Regions from separate parts of the Homo sapiens genome. Here region 2 is linked to region 1. Evidence: chromatin loops called from intact Hi-C (ENCODE). Cell type or tissue: body of pancreas. All regions are shown on one strand. Each heading gives the region's core, and the rest is flanking DNA. Links, peaks and the distances in the headings are about the cores only.

The links. A loop is a pair of places that touch in the nucleus more often than their neighbours do. Peaks named below come from ENCODE experiments on the same cell type or tissue, not always from the same donor. Only the 100,000 strongest peaks of a DNase experiment are listed, where the experiment ranks them.
Region 2: a loop joins it to region 1, with 5 times the contacts of the local background. A loop is called at or near these places in 1 of 110 quality-filtered maps.

What each region holds. Positions count from the first base shown.
Region 1 is chr18:51,202,903-51,207,307 of GRCh38, reverse strand. No RefSeq gene overlaps it. Among named protein-coding and RNA genes, the nearest start is that of MEX3C, 7.4 kb to the right of the region's middle. In body of pancreas, for the core only: no CTCF peak of the experiment used is centred there; no DNase peak of the experiment used is centred there.
Region 2 is chr18:51,888,905-51,893,309 of GRCh38, reverse strand. No RefSeq gene overlaps it. Among named protein-coding and RNA genes, the nearest start is that of DCC, 450 kb to the left of the region's middle. In body of pancreas, for the core only: no CTCF peak of the experiment used is centred there; a DNase peak (open chromatin) is centred at 2,429; H3K27ac peaks cover 327 bases.

The DNA.
Region 1 (4,405 bases), core at 278-4,277:
TTATTGATGTTTTTAAGGATCCATATGTTACATGGAGTTTCTCTACTATTTCCATATTTTCAATTTTATTGATTTCTGCTCTTAACTTTATTAGTTTCTTTTTTTCTGCTTGTTTGGGTTTATTTTGTTCTTTTTCTAGTTTCTTCAGGTGGGGATTTAGGTTATTGATTTGAACCCTTTCCTTTTTTTCTAATATATTTTAGTGCCATAAATTTCTCAGGTGTGCTTTAGCTGTGTCCCACAAGTTTTCTGGGTTTTTTCTCTTTCTTTTTTTTTTTTTTTTTTTTTGAGATGGGGTCTCGCTGTCACCTAGTCTAGAGTGGCGCAATCTCGGCTCACTGAAGCCTCCGCCTCCCGGGTTCAAGCAATTCTCCCATCTCAGCCTCCTGAGTAGCTGAGTAGCTGAGTAGTAGTAGTAGGTGTACGCCACCACACCCAGCTAATTGTTGCATTTTTAGTAAAGATGGGGTTTTACCATGTTGGCCAGGCTGGTCTCAAACTCATGACCTCAGGTGATCCACCTGCCTTGGCCTCCCAAAGTGTTGTGATTACAGGCATGAGCTACTGTGCTTGGCCATCCCACACGTTTTCATATATTATATTTTAATTTTCATTCAGATCAATGTATTTTTTTATTTTCCCTGAAAGATTTCATTGACTCATGGATTATGTGTTGTGTAATCTTCATGTATTGAGGTTTTCTTGTTTTCTTCATGTTATTGATTTCTAGTTCAATTTTTTTATAGTCATAGTGCATACTTCATATAGCTTCAATTATTTTGAATTTGTTGACGTCTGCTTTATAATCCAGGATATGGCCTATGTATACAACTGTTGCATGGGCACTTGGAAAAAAGTTATATTCTGCTGTTGTTAAGTGGAGTCATCTATAAACATCAATTACATCCTCTTGGCTAATGGTGTTATGTAGTTCTACTTTTTTGCTTTCTGTTTACTAATACTTCTATTAATTACTGACAGGGAGTGTTGAGGTCCCCAACTATAATTGTGGATTTGTAGTTCTCCTTTCAGCTTTATTGTTTTCACATTGTTTGGTTTTGTTTGTTTTCCATGTTTTTGTTTTTGTTTTCAATTTTTTAGACACACCCAGGCTGGAGTACAGTGGCACGTTCTTGGCTCACTGAAACCTCTGCCTCCAGGGTTCAAGTGATTTCCCCTGCCTCAGCCTCCTGAGTAGCTGGGACTACAGGCATGCACCACCAGCCTGGCTAATTTTTGTATTTTTAGTAGAGACGTGGTTTCTCCATGTTGGCCAGGCTGCTTTTGAACTCCCAAACTCAGGTGCTCCACCCACCTTGGCCTACCAAAGTGCTGGGATTACAGGCGTGAGCCACCGCACCTGGCCTTTTTTCCATATATTTTGAAGCCTTATTGTTGGAGCATGCACATTTAGAGCTGCTGTGTTATCTGGGTAGATTGATCCTCATGTAAATAAATATGTATTATCAGGCTCTGTGCTATAAAGTGAAATAGTCTTGGGCAGTTTGTGATTAGAGCATATAAGTAGCTTAAACTATGTATTTTAAATGTGTTGGCCAGGTATGGTGGCTCGTGTCTCTAATCCCAGCACTTTGGGAGGCCAAGGTGGGAGCATCACTTGAGCCCACGAGTTTGAGACTAGTCTGGGCAACATAGTGAGACCCCCATCTCTACAAAAAAAAAAAAATTAATTATAAATGTGTAAACCAGGGTTTTGTTGTGTTTTTTGTTTTTGTTTTTGTTTTCAGTAGATTTCATTTTCTAAAGCGGTTTTAGTTCACAGCAAAATTAAGCAGAAAGTACAGAGAGTTCCTATGTACCCCCTCTCCACACAGACACACAGCCACCCCATTATCAACATCCAGTACCACAGTGGAACATTTGTTAGAATTCTTGAACCTACAAACCTACATTGACTCATCATTACCACCCAAAGTCCATAGTCTACATTAGGATTCAGTCTTGGTTCTGTACACTTTATGGGTTTTGACAAATGTATAAAGATGTGTATCTACCATTATAGTATTAAAAATGGTAGTTTCACTGCCCTAAAAATTCTCTAAGCTCCACCTATCTATTCCTCCCTTCCTCCAACCCCTGGCAACCACTAAGCTTTTTACTATCTTCTTACAAACCAGGGGTTTTTAACTTGGTGTTTTATGTTAGTTAAGACAGGCTAACTGGGATGGCTGGGCCTTGGTGTGGACCTGCACCTCCCTTAGCAAAAATTTATAAAATTAAAAAAAAAAAAGATAGGCTAACTGCTATAACCAATGTATACAAAAATATATTTCAAACTCCTTAAAAATCTTTTTTTTTTCCACTCATATAAAGTATGAAACAGGTACATCTGATTGGAGGGCACCTCTGCTCCATGTGGTGACTCAAGCTCCTTTTATCTTGCGGCTCTGTCATCTTTAACATGTGGCTTCCAAGTTCATCATACTCATTTACATCCACAGATAGAGGAGGAACAAGGATGATAATATGAGGGACTCTTGAAGGAAATTCTGTACACTTGGCTAAAACTCAGTCTTCCCAACCACAGTGGAGGCCAGGAAATGTAGTCTAGCTGTGTGCTCAGGAAGAGGAGGAAACAGATTTAGTGAACATCTAGCCAGTCTGTTTCATAGGCCTACAGAACCCCAAGAGATCCATGGGTAGACTTTAAGGGGTCGTTTAAGCATACAGAAATATACGAGAAATGTTGCCTTCATATGTATTTTCCTGGGGAGAGGAAGGGAAGGACTAGCCCTGATTCTATTGACTAGGAATGTAGGTTGGAAGAAGTCAAATGTAAGCTGAGGATTAAAAATGTGTGGAGATGGGGAAGGTGGGATAGAAGGTCAGGGCAATCTGAGCAGAAAAACAACACTAGCAAAGGCACAAAGATGGGATAGTACAATGCATATTTCAAAAACGGCCAAAGGTTCAGATTAGCTGTTGAACTGAGTTTATTTGAAATAATATCCATTTAGTTGGTCAGTCAGCAAGGACATACTGGCCCCTCCTAGGTACCAAGTGCTATGGTAAAGCTGGCTTTATAAAGAAGAGAAGAAGAGAGACAATTCCAGAACAAAGAATGCAAAGTGTTGCTAGGGACATAGAGGACACCATAAGAGCCAATTGCAGGACATCTACCTTACCTAATAGGTTAGGGAAGACACCCTAGAGGAAGTGATGTTTAAGCTGAGCTCTGAAGGACAACTTGTATTGACGTTAGCTTAGCTAAGAGTGAAAGGAGAGGCCAGGTGCCATGGCTCACACCTGTAATCCCAGCACTCTGGGAGGCCGAGGCGGGTGGATCACGTGAGGTCAGGAGTTCAAGACCAGCCTGGCCAACATGGTGAAACCCCTTCTCTACTAAAAAATACAAAAATTAGCATGGTGTGGTGGTGGGTGCCTGTAATCCCAGCTACTCAGGAGGCTGAGGCAGGAGAATTGCTTGAACCTGGGAGGTGGAGGTTGCAGTGAGCTGAGATTGCACCACTGCACTACAGCCTGGGCCACAGAGCAAGACTCCGTCTCCAAAAAAAAAAAAAAAAAAAAAAGACTGAAGGCAGAAGAGCCCTATTCCAGGCCTGGAGGCATAAGAAGAATATGTAGAATATATGAACACTTGCCAGAAGGCCTTTATGGTAAGAACAACAATGTAAAAGGAAGCCTAGCATGAACAAGGATAAGAGGTAGACATAGCCCAGATGCAGAAGACCTTGTATGTTAGGAAATGTGGATATTATCCTAAGGACGACAAAAAGGGTTTTAAGAGAAGTAGAAGAAGTAATCCTGAATTAAAATTATTCCAGCTGCAGCATGGACAATGAATTAGAGTGGTGCAAGACTAGATGTAAGAATATTTGTCTTGGGGACTCCTGTTCATCATCTAGACTGTGGTAATGATGGTTCTGAACAGTTTTAGTCTCAGCACTTCTAACACCAAATGTATGGGGTTTTGTCTCCAAATCAAACAATGCTCCAACTTTCTGGACATCGAGTGGGTGTCTCAAAATTCAATTCAGTTCTGGCACTAACTACTTGGAGTTAACATAGATCCCATAGGTTAAGGGCTCAGCCCCACAAGACTGCCCCACTGCAGATGCCAACACAAGTTTTGAGTATCCAGGGTACCCAACCTTCTATCCAATTTGGCTACAAAGTCAGGGGTTCCCAGGGACACAAATATTTGCTAGAGTGGCTCACAGAACTCAGAAAAGCATCTTACTATTACTGGTTGAGTATAAAGGATCCGAACGAACAGCCAGGTGAAGAGGTACACAGGGTGAGATCTGGAAGGATCCTGTGCTCAGGAGCTTCTGTCCTAGTAGAGTTGGAGCACACTACCCTCCTGGTATGTGTGTGCCTTCACTAACCCAGAAGCTCTCCAAGGGTTTTTTTTTAATGGAGG
Region 2 (4,405 bases), core at 330-4,329, 690 kb before region 1:
GATCTCTGGTCGTCCTCGCTGCTACACTCACACCAGCATCATGACAGTTTACAGATGCCATGGCAATGTCAGGAAGTTACCCTATATGATCTAAAAAGGGGAGTCATAAATAATCCACTCCTTGTTAGCATATAATCAATAAATAACCATAAAAATGGGCAACCATAGGCTCTGTCTGTGGAGACTAGCCATTCTTTATTTCTTTACTTTCTTAATAAACTTGCTTTCACTTTACTCAAAAACAAAACAAAAAGTTTACCTAGCACTACTTTCTTTATAAAGCTCCCCAGACCCATTTTATTCCCTGGGTTTCTCATTCAACAATAGAGGGGCAGTCTGACTTCCATCTTCCCTCTCTGTTGCCACTCAGCCCATTCACTTTTTAAGGTTTTACTGCCAAGCATTCCTGTAAAATGCTACTAGTTAATATTCTTTCCCTATTCATTTCATATACCCTTCTTTAGGTGATATTTGATTGGAGTTTTGCCTTTATGTATTATGTCTGTGTTGGCCTTTAGACTTTGCCCCTCACTTCATCAGACAGCTAATGCCATCTTCTGGGTTCAAAGGATTTGGCTTTGGGAGGTCAAATTTTGTTCTTATTTAAGGAAGCCAAGCACAAGCTCCAGCATCTCCACATGCCAGTCTGTCCTTTCCAGCCCTTCTGATTCTCCCTCACCAAAGGTCACTACTCAGTGGTTTATAAGCCAAGTCACTAAAAGCTTCTGCATTGCTTGGCGACTGCCATTTTCTTTTATTTTGAGACAGGGTTTCACTCTATCACCCAGGCTGGAATATAGTGGCATGATTATAGCCCACTGTATCCTTGAACTCCTGGGCTCAAGTGATCCTCTTGCCTCATCCTCCTGAGTATCTAGGACTACAGGCATGCACCACCACACTGAGCTAATTTGTTTAAATTTTTTGTAGAGATGGGGTCTCTCTGTGTTGCCCAGGCTGGTCTCAAACTCCTGGTCTCAAGTGATCCTCCCACGTCAGCCTCCACACAACTCTACCACTTTCTACTCTTGCAATTAATCTGTAAGATCCTTCAATTATGGAAATGTTTCCTTCATATCTTCCCAATTAATGATGCTTCTATGTTTTAAAAAAAGGAAAGGAATATTCAGGGAAACATAGCAGACACACACACACAAGGAACAATGTTATATGAAGACAGAGGCACAGATGGGAGGGATGCAGTTAAAAGCCAAAAAATGCCACGGGTTTCCAGCAATCAACAGAAGCTGGGAGAGAGGCAAGGAACAGATTCTGCCTCAGAATCTCCAGAAGGAGCCAACCCTGCCAACACCCTGATTTCAAACTTCCAGCCTCTGAGAAATATGAGAGAATAAATTTATGTTTGTTAAGCCACCTGGTTGTGGTCACTTGTTACAGCAGCCCTAAGAAACTAATACAGTCTCTAATTCCCAATATCTAATAATGCAGGTGATGCCCACCATTTATGAGCAGTGTGACTTTGCCAGGTCCCATTATCTCCATATCTAAAATGAGAATAATAATGGCAGCTCTCTCCAGAACTGCTATGAGGATCAAATGCAGTAAGGCTATGAAAAAAAAAAAAACACTTCATAACCTATAATGAGCAACATAAATACTAGTAATTGGAATTAGAGTATGAATTAAGTTATGAGGAATGAAGGAAGAAAAGACGGAAAACAAGGGCAGGGAAAGGGAAGGGGAAAATAAAGTAAATTAGTTTTTATTTCTAAGAGGAAACACCATTTCCATTAATTCCTTGCATATTTTTATTATGTTAGAAATGTAGTACTTTAGTCTTTCTAGATAATTAATCTTCATTTAAAGACACTTAAGGAGGGAGCCAACAAAAACACAAGATTACGTAAGACTTTCTATTGTCAAGAAGTGAGAAATTAATAGTTAACACCTACTAAAAATTTTCTAGTTGCCAGAGATTCTACTAAGCATTTTGTCTGCATCATCTCATTTAGTTCTCACAACTCTACAAGGTAAGGACTATATACATTAAGAAACCCAGGATTTAGGAGGCTTCACAATTAGCCCAAAGTCACAATGTCAACCAACTTCGGCCTGATTTCCAAACCTGCTTGTGGAACACTACCACATACTACCTTGCTCTCACAACCAGCAAATCAAGAAAACACACCTGCTCCCTACCGGGGTCACCCCTAGCTGTGACACTTACACACCCCTTCCATCACCTCCCCATGAGGACTCACTCCTTTCCCCAAACTCCTAAGCTCAATGGCAGGTGTGTCACTGCCCTCACTAATGTGCACTTCAAGGCTGTTATTCACCTCCTGGAATCTGAACTGCTGCCTCCTACTTGGGCAATTTTCCAACCATTTAGTGGCATAGTCATCAGAGACAAGAATGTAAACATTTCCTCCCCACAGCCTGGGAAGAGGGCCAGAGGACTCAACCTTGGTGACTTCCCTATGGGAAGCTGCTCCGGGGGCAATTCCATGGAATCAGGCTTCCCAGGTGGCAAAATTGGAGAGGATGAAATCATTTCTTGCCCCCCATTTTCCTGTCACGTCAATAGAACTGATATCAAAAGTCAACCAAGATACAGCAATAAAAAGAAGCAAAACAATAAGCTTGCCACTATACAAATGAGCCTCATTACACTAAATGAAACAAGCCAGCCACAAAAGGCACATATTGGATAAATTCATTTGTATGAACTGCCCAGAAAAGCAAATGGATAGAAGCAGAAAGTAAATCAGTGATCATCCAGGGTTTATGGGTTACATATATAAACCACGAACAGGTATGAGGAATCTTCTTGAGGCGATGAAAGTGTTCGAAAACTGGATTGTGATGATAAGTAGCACTTTATAGTGTTTACTAAAAATCATTGAATTGTACACTTAAAAGAGGTGAATTTCATAGTATGTAAAAATTATACTCCAATAAATGCATTCTTTAATAAAAATAAAATCAGGCTTTCTAAAATTCCCAAATTGACTTATTAAATGGAAATCCTAGAAACAGACCTGAGACATCAAGTAGCAAATATATACTCCAAAATTCAAAAGATGTCTGATTTTAGAAGCTTTGCTTATATTACCAAATTTTCTTTCAATTCAGGAAGTACAAAGAGAGGAGCCTTTCATTTTTCACTATTGCACAGATAGATTCTTCTGCCCACTGACAAATACAACTGACATCTTTTCCTTGGAATTTCATGGGAATCTAGCTATTTGGAGGCCATTTCAACTCTATCACTAGTTATATTAAAACTCTAGCTAAGTTATTTCATCCCTCTGGGCTTCAGAGTCTTCATCTGCAGAAGGAGAAGGTTGGTCAACATTATTAACTCTAAGACTCCTTCCATTTCAGACCTTTTATTATATTAATAATAATGCCTGCTACATGCCAGATACTATGTGAAGCAATATCTACATATGTTTAGTCTTCTCAACAACCTTAAGGAGGAAAAATTATTAGCCACATCTTATAAATGAAGGGACTCAGCTTCCAAGTGGTTGTAATTTTTACCCAAAGTTATACAACTAGCAAACAACAGAACCAAGATTTACATCAATGTTTCAACTATAAATCACACTGTTCCCAACTCTCTTCCAATCTCAAAGTAGACAATAGCACTATCTTGATAAATTCCCCAAATGAGGAGAAATTGGAGACTAAGAATGTTCTCTTTAGAATCCCATATGCATTTCATATAGGCACAAAATACAAATAATACCTCCTAGAAGAGGCACACACACACACTGCACTCTATGCAGTGTTTCACAGACAAATTAAAATGCACATACAGTAGTACCCTAAGCCAGGAATGTAAAACTGTGGTACAGATGAAGTTCTATGGCTAAATAAGAATACAACAAGATGATTATAAACTTGTATAAATATATTATATTTGCATGTATTGTGTATGTGCACACACATGTATGCATGGCTAAAGTTAGGAAATACAACTCGATAAATGGTTTTGGTGTTTCCTGCAAGGTGCAAAAGCTGATTTGGAAAATACAGATTGCCTAGTAAAAATGCAATAATTTTCAAGATTTTGAGTTGGTTTATTATAGACAAACATCAGAACTTTTTCACTCATATGCCATCTAGAATGAAGCATGGCCTCATATCTGTGGTTCAAAGATAAGAACTAACTCTACCTAGTAAATACTGAGTCACTCTGGTGCACTTCTTTAAGGAAACCTTCTCAAGGGATTTTATAAGAGCATCAAAGTCATCACACATGGTAGAAACTATTTACAAACACTTCCCAGACACTATAACCACCAGCACAATTGTGACCACAACCACCCCAAAATGCTTATTCCACAAATTACTCCAGTCCATCTAATGCATTTGTCTACCTCTGACCAGGGCACCTGAGTTTCTTCAGTGAGAAATCATGGTTACAAGCCTTCGC